Linked DNA regions of Homo sapiens: region 1 is linked to region 2. A link is a contact called in ENCODE Hi-C or POLR2A ChIA-PET data. All regions are on one chromosome and are shown on one strand. Each heading gives the region's core, a stretch centred on a gene start or an enhancer-like site at or near the end of the contact. The rest is flanking DNA. Distances are from core to core; before and after follow the strand shown.

Region 1 (5,846 bases), core at 2,671-5,170, 230 kb after region 2:
TCACCACAGTGCAAGTCTCAGCTGGGATTGGGCAGGGGAGAGGAGAAGGGCATCAAGGAGCTGACCAGGAGACACACTGATCTGGCCAGGCAGCCTCTTGCAGAAGTGGATCCCGTTAACAATGAAACAGATATGACATGAACTTGGCAACTTCTGAGAACAGGAATGTCTAGTGGTGCTTCTAGCCTAAAGTGACCCAGTTTCAGATAAGACAGTTTAATCCAGAACTCAGAGGGAGAAAAGATTAATATTTTCTCCTAGGGAAGGATACCCAGAGCTACCACAGCTGAAATGGGAATAACATGCTTAAAGGTGGATATGAGATGGCCAAAGTCCCATGAGGAATGGCCTCCAGGTATGATGATGAAATCCAGTGCAGGAGGGAAGGTCTCTTCTCATAGTATCCAATTGCAAAACTGGTCAAAATTCAACCATTTTCTCAGGGTTATTCTAAAAGCTGTTGGACTTGTACTGCTTCTTTGGCTTCTCTGGCTCTTGTTCCAGCTTTTGCAGTTACAAAATGAGAAAGACCTCGCTGTGCTGTCCTCCATTCAGTGGGTTCTGGATGGATTGCCAGATGATGTGAAGGGCTCTTGGTCATGGCTGGTACCTGCAAACACGGAGAGTGCTTATCACCATTGGACTCTACTGTGCCATTTCCATCATGTCAATCATGGATAGACATGAGATAAGGAGGATGGAATCGGCAGTGGGCAGGACACAATAGGAAGCGAGGGAGGGGAGAGGGCAACAGGGTGGAAGGGTAGAGAGAATTGCAGGAAGAAGGAGGGACCCAGGAATGGCCCAACATCCTCAGAGATGAAAGATTACAGAAAGAGGGCAGAAGGCGAGAGCAGAGAGGCCATGCCAGCTTGGGCTGGAGCAGTCAGATTCCTCACCACACCCTTGTCCCTGCTGTGCCCATCTGCTGCCCTTTCTTTGCCTTCTGGCCCTGTAGGAGCCATCCCAGCCCCACATCCCAAGCCCTACCTGTGACTACCCCTCCCCTAAGCCCTACCAGAGAAATGAACTTACTTCTACCCTTCGTGGGCCGCATGCCTCCAGCTCCAGCTCTTCTTGGGGCTCCAGAGTGTGCCAGTTTCCCTTCAAGCACCAGTGTCCTCAACCTCTGGCATGGTATTGGAATCTGTGCCTTCAGAACCTCCTTTCTTCCCATTCTTCAGGACGTTTGTCCCTCGACTGGACAAGATCCAGCAGGAGTGGGCAACACAGGAACAAATCCGAGACACCAGACTGAGAGGGACAGGAAGGGGAAACACGGGGCAGTCCTGGGTGATCTGGACCATCTGGTCACCTCATTCTAGTTCACGAGTGGACATTTAGATAAGGGAAACCAAACTGAATCAGAACTCTAAACTCAGTGTGCAGCAGGGTCACCAGATTGCTTATTCTATGGCACCTGAGACCTTTCATCACCACTGATCTTCACGACAGATGCACGCAGATATATCTACCAAGGACTTAGAAACCCAAGACAGTTTCATACTTTAAAAATGTGTGGAAACTAACCATGCACAAACTTCTCCAATTACATCAGTCTCCCCAGAAGCACATCCAACAGCACTCTGTCACAACTTCTGGAAGCAGCCTGCCTCCTTGCTAACCCCTCCTCCATGCAGATGCTCACCTAGAGGAGTGGATGGGACATAATACCAAGGAGGAGAGTGTGGGTCCAGTCCTAGCACAGGCCAGGAACATTTTCTGCTTTAGAGTCACAGGACTGTTCACCAAGCCAAGCTGAATAAACATCTTATTGCAATATTTGCACAGACATGCAACTACTTGCTGTGACCATGACAGTGACTGGAATGTAAGGATCCATCAGTGGTAGACCCAAATCTTTTTTTTTTTTTTTTCCAAGTCTTGCCCTGTCGCCCAGGCTGGAGTGCAATGGCGCAATCTCGGCTCACTGCAACCTCTGCCTCCTGGGTTCAAGCAATTCTCCTGCCTCACCCTCCCGAGTATCTGGGACTACAGGCATGCACCACCATGCCCAGCTAATTTTTGTATTTTTAGTAGACATGGGGTTTCACCATGTTGGCCAGGCTGGTCTCAAACTCCTGACCTTGGGATCCACCCACCTTGGCCTCCTAAAGTGCTGGGATTACAGGCATGAGACACCACGCCTGGCCGGTAGACCCAAATCTTAAAGCACATACTCTACTCTAGTGGTTCCTAAACTTTAGCATGCATCAGAATCATTTGTAGACTTTGTTAAAACACAGAGTTTTGGTTACACTCCTACGGTTTTTTAATCAGTAGGTCTGGGGTGGAGGCTGACAGCTAGAGTTTCTAACAAGTTCCCAAGCCCAGCTATTGCTGGTCCAGAGACCACACTTTGAGAACCACTGGTCTACCACCAACAGTGTTCAATAGTATCACCTGTCTTATATCAAAGGAACCACTAATGACTCACTCGCACTCAGCCCTGTAACCTCATCCAAAGCAGAGGCACAGAAAAGGCCACCACACACACAAAGAAAAACTGTTTACAAAATGTTTTTATTTTAAGGTTAAGAATAAAAGGAGCCTTAGGGTTCATATAATCTAACTACCTCACTTAATATAATATTAATTAAACTAAGCTTAGAGAGGGTAACTTGCACACAGAAACAATGAAACAATCAATAGAACCCAAACCAGGAACCCCAGCAGCACTACTCTCAAAATCGCAAACGTGGAGTCCTAGAAAATCTCCTAATTTTTGTCGTCATTAGAGTCACAAGGCTCAAGAGTCTGCAACTGGCAAATTAGGGCTTCCCCTTCTGGTCCTCCATGCCGAAGCACTCAGGCCATGCCATGGTCATTTCTTAGTAAGGCTATGATGGAAGCAATTCTTGGTTCCCTCCAAGTTCAACTGTGAGTCCACTGCCTAGAACTCAGAACTGGTTTTCTCAGAAATCCCATAGCACACGTGGAGGGTTCCTGGGAGAACTCTTCCTACTAGGCACCACATTGTTGAACTGCAGTGATGATAGCCCACAGGATCTAACCATCATGAAGAATATAATTTCCTAAAATTCCATTCTGAGTTTCAACTTGGACCTGTGCTGGTCCCTCTTCCTGGAAAACTGCTGCCCCAGTTTTCTCATGTCAGGCTCCTTCTGTATGTTTCCTCTTGCAGAGTATCTCCTGATCATCTACCCAAGTAGTTCTCACTCCCCTCCTGCCAGTTACACTGCATCTCATCAGCCTTCTCTACACTCCTTATAGCCCTAGAACTATATAAAACATTTGTTCATCATCTACTTGCTCATTACCCCCTGAAAGTAGGATGTGAGCTTCGAGAGGGCAGGAACTTTACCTTTCTGTCTACCACTATAACCGCAGCACCTAGAACAGTGCTTGGGACACAGCAGATTCTCTATACATATCTGTCTAATGAACAAATGAATGTACAGAAGAATGATGAGAGAGCACCTTCTTCTTCTTCTTTTTTTTTTTTTTTTTTTTTTTTTTTTTTTTGAGACAGAGTCTTGCTCTGTTGCCAGGCTGGCGTGTAGTGGCATGATGTTGGCTCACTGCAACATCTGCCTCCTGGATTCAAGCAATTCTCCTGCCTCAGACTCCCAAGTAGCTGGGTCTACAGGCACGTGCCACCACACCTGGCTAATTTTTGTATTTTTAGTAGAGACAAGGTTTCACCATGTTAGCCAGGATGGTCTCAATCTCTTGACCTCGTGATCTGCCAGCCTCGGCCTCCCAAAGTGCTGGGATTACAGGCGTGAACCATCATGTCCAGATGAGAGCACCTTCTTTCAACGTGGTTTCCAAAGTTGGAATTTGAGACTTTCCTTCCTGTTTCTCTCATTTTCAATAGTAGGAGTTAGACTACTGAGCTTTAATAGAACGTGGAAGGAGAAAAACGTGCCCTTAGGCTGGTGTTCTCAATGACAGGACAGAGAAGAGGAAGTTGCAGGGATTGGGGGTGGTGTCGATTTACTTCTCAGCTCTGGTGTCCTTTCGCACAGAAAGCATGCTGGTGAGTCAGGTCTTCCTGGATACAGGGCTTGGGAGGCAATGAGGTGTACTGGAATGAGATGTTTTTGAGACCAAAGAGTTGGGTTCAAACCCTCAAAAAGTCATGTAAATCTCTCTGAGCCTCATGGGGCTGGTAGAAAATACCCAAGGGATAGGGTGTTTGTGAGGATCAAGGAAGTTAACATATGTGGACACTCTCTGTAAATAGTAAAATAATATAAGTTGCTATTAAATGATTATTGATAAGACCACATAGGCTCTGGAGAGATCCAAATAGGTGAAATTTCTCGGCATGCATCTCCATTCAGTCTTGCTGTTTTGCCTTCCTTAGTTCTACCAGCACTCTCAGACCCCAGGCTGCTGCGTGGGAGCCCCGGCTCAAGAGCAGAAGCCCTAAGGTGCTGGCATGGGCTCCTCAGAGCCCCGTGGGGCTGCCAGCAGCCACAGCACAGCCATGAGCAGGGCAGCCAACAGGAAGCCCAGGAGAAGACCACTGTGAGAGGCCACAGAGGGACACAGGGACACCGTCATCGGCCCTGAGCCAGGGGCAGGTGTAAGAAACAAGCCGGAAGCCCTCACTTTTGGCCCAAATGCTTTGGATAGGCCAGAATCCCAGAGACAGGAATATCAGAGAAGCCAGCTTCCCTCTTATGACCAGGCCCTGGCTTCTTCATGTCCTTAGGGTGGGTTCTACACTCCACTCCCAAAAGCAGGGCCTATACTTCTTCCCTTGCCAAGAAGGTGGGGTGGATGGTATTGGGATCTTTGGATGGATTCCCAAGATTGGAGAAGGTCTCCTTTCTCAGTCTTCATGGGCTGCACTGCCAATTTCTCATTGACCAAACTTTAATGTTCCAGGCAACGAGGCTCTTGGCTATAAGGTGTCCTCATGTTACAGAAATCACCTCCTCTGACCCAGTTACTCCCAAACTGTTTCCACTCTTCCTTAAGTGATAACCTTAATGACAAGTCTCATGCAAACAGTAATTTCTTATCCTTTCTTCCAAGAGTTCAGTTCACTCCAGCAACTGGCTACTAACTACTTACAGCTGAGCACAGATTTCACGCAGAACTGTGTAAAGTTGTCCTTGGGAAGACAAACACAGCAGCCAGTTCCTGCCACCAAGCAGCACACAGTCTGGGTGGGAACAGAGACTTCACGTCCCCACCACGAATGGCTGTGTTTTAGAGTTCATTACCTGAAAAGAAACAGGGTGGGAGGCATGTGGGGAATAAAGTGAGCAGGCTGGAGGAGGTCTTCTTCAAGAAAACAGAGACTGGCCCAGCTCTCTTCTGGCTCCAAAATGCTGTGTTTATTGGGTTGTCTGGATCAGAGGCAAATTCTTGGATTTCTGACAATGTTGCTATGATGTAATGAGGGCTAGAATCTTCTTGAATCAGGAAAGTTTCAGGGAGGTTCTATTAGTCTGTTCTCACACGGCTATAAGGACATACTGAGACTGGGTGATTTATAAAGGAAAGAGGTTTAATTGACTCGTAGTTCTGCATGGCTGGGGAGGCCTCAGGACATTTACAATCATGGTGAAAGGTGAAGGGGAAGCAAGGCACCCTCTTCACAAGGTGGCAGGAAGGAGAATGAAAGCAGGAGGAACTACCAAACAATTATAAAACCATCAGATATTTCGAGAACTCACTATCATGAGAACAGCATGGGGGAAACTGCCCCCACGATTCAATCACCTCCACCTGCTCTCTCCTTTGACATGTGGGGATTATGGGGATTACAATTCAAGTGAGATTTTGGGTGGGGACACAGGCAAACCATATCAGAGGTGTTATATAGTAAGGAGCTTAAAAAACAGAAGGATTTCAACGTGTAGAAA
Region 2 (5,033 bases), core at 1,014-3,513:
AAATATATTAATAACTCCAAGACTCCTTTAACAAGTGTGTTTTCTCTCTGCTAAGATGACACTCTCTACCGCATCTCAAGTGGTTTAACCAAAGGGGAGAAGAAATGACTGATTTCCACAAGAGACATGCCCCAGGTGGGGAGCTTCTGTCACCTCTCCCTCCACTCCCAAAGCCTGTGACATGTGGTGGGTGGATCTGAGCATCATTGTACCTGACCAAGGTGGAGTCCATTTCAGACAGGTCATGGTGTCATGGTTGGCATGGCTCATACAAACCCATGGGTCTAGGAGGAAACTTAGAGCACCCCAAGTGGAACCATGTGGGCTCCACTGATGAATGCCACAGCAGGGCAATGGGCAGTGCTGTAGAATTAAGCCCCCAGCCAACATCTTTGTTCCCCACCTGCACAAAGGACGTGTCTTGGCATGTATATTTTTGCAAACAGCAGACTATCCCGTTCAGTTAAAGGCAGGGTAGGATGTACTTTGAGATTTCTAAGAGGGACGCACAGAGTCTCAGAGTCTCCGGGTTGAAGGGACTGCCAAGGACACTGACCCAAGCTCCCATTTGAGACTCCAGCCTTCCTTAGAGGCTGCTCTCAGGAGGCCACTCACTGCCTGAGGCAATAGCAATTACTTTTTTTTTTTTTTTCAAACAGGGTATAGGAAGTGGGGAAGATGGGGAGCCTTTTTTTTTTTTTTTTGAGATGGAGTCTCACTATGTTGCCCAGGCTGGTCTCAAATTCCTGGCCTCAAATGATCCTCCCGCCTTAGCATCTTGAGTATCTCAGATTACAGGCTTGTGCTACTGCACCTGCTCAATTTTTGTTTTTCTAAAAATGGTATCATCCTATGTACATTCCTCAGCACTCGGCCTTCCTCATGGACAGTCTTTCTAGGCTACAGGCCAATAGGTTGTGAGCAGTTATCCTGTACCAGGCACAGTTATAAGCACCTCACATAATTAACTCAGTTACTGCTCCTAACAAGCTTAAAGGACAGGCACTATTGCAATCCCTACTTTACCAAAGAGGAGTGTGAATGGCCAGAGGGTCAAGCAACACAGTTTGTAAGTGGTGGGATCCGGATTTGAACCCTGGCTGTCTGTCTTCAGACCCTGTGCTCCTAACCACTCTACCGTACTGCCTTTCCAAACAGAGACAGGATCTGTCTCAATCTTGTTACAGCTGAATGATGGACCATGGTTTGGATGGAATACCTTTAAATTTACTGTTAAGTTTGTATATTTTTTGTAAGTTTTCCTACTAGAATTTTGCCATAAACATCCTTTATACACATATCTTTACAGACTGATGCATTCATTGTTCCATAGGCCGGATTTCCAGAAGTGGAAACATGGATCAATGTGTGTGTTTTTGGTTAAAATACCTATGGGGCCTATTGTTTGGGCCATCGTCCTAATAATGAGCCATGTCATTTTCACTCACTGGTTTTGATTCTGTCCCGAGGACCACACAGAACATCTCTGACCCTTTTTCTCCAGACAACCCCTGGGGTGGTTGAGGACAGCAAGTCTGTCTCTCAAGTATTCTGTTACCCAGTTTCTTCAAAAGTTCCTCTGACAAGGGCTGCATGCTCCTGAGGGCTGGTCCAGATACCTCTTAAAGTGCGGCACCGCCTGGGGTGATCTGGCTTATGCCCCTTGCTCCCCATTCAAAGACACACAGAGAGGGACATTGACAGTGCACAGGAGATATCAACAGTGTTTCCTGACATCCATGATGCACGGGAGAGAACCAAGTAGGTAGGATTCAGACTTCTCATCTTCACCTCTCCCAAATCACACACATGCCTTCCTGAGAAAGAGACCCTTTGTGAGATATTAAAGACCAGCCAAATTCTACTCCCACATCATAAGAAACTGGAGTTCACTCTTTAATTAGAGAAGATGCCAATGGCTTTGGAACTGGACAGGCTTCTAAGCATCTTTTAGTTCAGTGTCTTCTTTTACAAAAGAGCCCTGGAGGGCAATGACCGCACCAGGCTCACATGTCATTGGGTGTGTGGCAGCATTTCCCTAAGCTGAGACCAGGGTCACTGGTGGGTGCATTTCCCCAGCTCTCTCTGCCTGCTGGTTCCTAGGAACCATCTTACTAGAAAGGCGTAGTGTAAATATTTTGCTAAGCAGCCAAGAGAGGAAACTTACCCAGGCTGAGCTGCCCTGTGCTGGGTGCTGGCCATGGACACAATGCTCAATGAGGGCCATTATCTGGGAAGGGAGGGCTGTTTGTTCCGCTGCGGGATGGTGCCAGAGCCCGGAGCCACCAGGCTTGCCACTCTGGCTGCCACACAGAAGAGTCTCCTTGCGCTCAGCAGACTCTGCGGTTATGCAATGCCGGGCCAGGAGGTTAACTCTCCCCAGGCCAGGAGCCAAGCCTTGTTCCTTCCTGCCTAAGCATGTCCATCTGAAAATGCTGAAAATTGAGGGCCTCAGTGTTTGCAAAATGTGCTCGGGCCCTGAACCTGCTGGTTTATTCCAAAGGGCGTAGTGTTGAGGAGCTGGTGTGCCCATCCTTGTGGCTCCTGGCAGCCTCCTACCGAGGCCCAGTGCTCTGACAGCAGCGTCTGCCTGCCATCCTCGGGCACCACTCATAGGCCTTGCAACCCTTTGCCTGGGTGCCCCTGTCCCGTTCTTTCCCTTTCGGTGGTGTCTGGTCTAAGTCCTTTCTTAAGCCCGAGTTCTACTCACTTGTTCAAAGCCTTCCCTGACCACCCCAGGCCCCAGTGACCTGAGCTCAAGGATGAGTTTCCCAAGACAAAAGGGACCTTGGAAGTTATCTATCCACCTGGCCCATTTTCCAGATGAGGAAACTGAGGCTTGAAGAAGTTGACTAGTCTGAGAGAAGACTGAACAGATGTGTCAGCCTGGCTCCCCTCTCAGAACTCTTTCTCTTATACCTCACGTCCCATCTGTCAGCAAATCATGTTGGCTTGACCTCAAAATGGAGCTGGAATCAGACCCCTTCCCATGGCCCCCGCAGTTGCCACCCTGGTGTGTGACTCTATCACCTCCTGATCTGTCACATCACTGCCTCCTAGCTGGCCTCGGGCTGCTGCCCCCGCCCCCTCCAGGGCAGCCTCCACAGCCTCCTTCGGCAGGACAGCCCACTCCTCTGCTCAGGCCTCCCAGGGCTTCTGGATGTTGTGCCTGCCTCTCCCTTCCAGCCTCCTCTGCTCCTGTGCCCCCACCCCCACTCCTCCAGCCACACCAGCTTCCTTGCTGTTCCCAGCAGGCTGATCTTGCCTCCGCCTGGAATACTCTTTTCTGATACCCCCAGCACTTGCTCCTCGCCTCCCTCAGGTCTTTACTCTCCACCCGTCCTGACTGCCTGATTTCAAAACCTTGACAACCTGCCAGCCCCGTGCCCCCTATTCCTTTCCTGACTGCCACCTTGTCACATACTATGTATGTTACTTAAGAAGATAATATATTTACATTTATTTTACATACACTTATGTTTTTAAGATCTCACAAAATATACAGTCTATAGAGAGTGTGCATGTGTGTGTAGTGACGATATGTTTGTCTATTTCCCTACCAGAATGTAACTCCAAGAGGCAGGTGTTTTGTGCTTTGTCACCCAGAATGGTGCTTGGCCCCTTATGTCTAAGTAGGGCCGAAGGTAAGGATGACCTACCTCTTTGAGGATGGATGAGGATGGTGATGGTGGCTGGGGTGTCACCTGACTGGTATGGGTGTTAGGAGTGGGGGAAGGGATGAGTTTGGTGGCATATGTAGGCTCAGCAGAGGGAGAGCCAGGGCTCCAGGGAGGTCAGCTGGGAGGCTGTCCGAATGCTATATTTTTGGAGCCATATGGAATAAACACCCAGACACCTGGGCCTCAGTCCCCCAACCCCAACCAGCCCCGGTAGAGCAGCTCCAAAATAGGAAATTCGCAGAGGTAGCCCCAGAGAGGCTGCTCAGATTAGGCTGCAGTGAGCACCTAGGCATGGCTGGCCACTCCCTGCTTTTAGGCATCCTGAATTTGCACGTCTAGGAATCTCCATCTCCATGTTTCAAGCTCTCTAGTGGGTGACTCACAGGCTCTGCAGGGGTTTGGGGGCTGCAGCTGAGTTCCTTTGAATATCTGTTGAATGAATAAAAGAAATGGAAGGAAAGGGGGAAAGGTGCTAAGGCAGACACAGGAGAAGAGGACAAAGGCTTGGGAGCACTGAAACGACCCCAGGGAGGCATGCCAAACAGAGCCCGAACAGAGGCAAGACAGCAGGGCTTGTCCTGACAGGTGGCACAGGTGGGTCCAGTTTCCACTCGCTTTCCCACACCTGCAGCTACGCTGGCCAGGAGCACAAACCTCAAGCAAACAGAAATTTTTTCTCGTGATTTCAGTTTTAGTTTGATTGACATTTTTATTTACCCATGACATAGTTTCTTTTAGGATAGCTGGCTTTATTCTAAAGAGCAGCCCAAACTAAGTGGCCTAGGTGATTTGGCTGTTCAAATCTCCCTTTTCTGATCCTCCTGTCCTGCCCTACCTCTCCTCTCACCTGTCTGAGCACTTCTCTGACTCTTCCATCCAAGCTTTTTCTTCCTAGATGCCTGTACTCAGTCCTCAAGCTTTGGTCTCTAATCCCCTGCTTTTCTCTCTCTGCACTGCTCACCTTGACTTGGTAGCAGCTTCCACAGCTGCACACATCACCTGCCCCACCCAGCACGCCCCAATCCTGCATTTCCAGCAGCTCTCACATTCAATATGCTTAGTGCCCCACTCATCTTTTCACCCCTCTGTCTCTGGTAAACCTTCAGGCTTGCGACACTAGTGCTACCTCTAAACTCCACTCTCCTTTGTCCTCATAGCACCCATTCACCCAGTCACTCACCCTCCACTCCTACCCTTTCCTTCAAGCAAACAGAAACCCTGATTGGTTCAACAATTACTGATCAACCACTACTGTGCACCAGGCAGTGCTGGGTACCGGAGGCATTTGCCTTGGCCTGTTCTTCTTCCACCTGCGGCACCTCGAGGACCACCCGAGGCCCTGAGATTGGGAGA

Evidence for each region. Hi-C counts contacts between places; a loop is a spot of excess contacts on that map. ChIA-PET counts read pairs that join two places held with the same protein, here RNA polymerase II (POLR2A). Pooled maps may share reads with other maps.
Region 1: POLR2A ChIA-PET joins it to region 2 with 12 read pairs in activated naive CD8-positive, alpha-beta T cell. The contact joins two enhancer-like sites. A Hi-C loop is called at or near these places in 2 of 37 single-sample maps with no recorded cell type and 5 of 50 pooled maps. POLR2A ChIA-PET finds 5 or more read pairs at or near these places in 2 of 52 experiments (RWPE1 and activated naive CD8-positive, alpha-beta T cell).

What each region holds. Positions count from the first base shown.
Region 1 is chr1:41,847,836-41,853,681 of GRCh38, forward strand. The region is part of intron 1 of HIVEP3 (HIVEP zinc finger 3); the gene reads right to left. Among named protein-coding and RNA genes, the nearest start is that of HIVEP3, 68 kb to the right of the region's middle. Within about 2 kb of position 3,921, at least 2 of the 41 ENCODE cell types and tissues checked have a DNase peak (open chromatin) inside an H3K27ac peak, as active enhancers do.
Region 2 is chr1:41,615,933-41,620,965 of GRCh38, forward strand. All of the region lies in intron 3 of HIVEP3 (HIVEP zinc finger 3), which reads right to left. All of the region lies in intron 1 of LOC128125817, which reads right to left. Among named protein-coding and RNA genes, the nearest start is that of EDN2, 130 kb to the left of the region's middle. Within about 2 kb of position 2,264, at least 13 of the 41 ENCODE cell types and tissues checked have a DNase peak (open chromatin) inside an H3K27ac peak, as active enhancers do.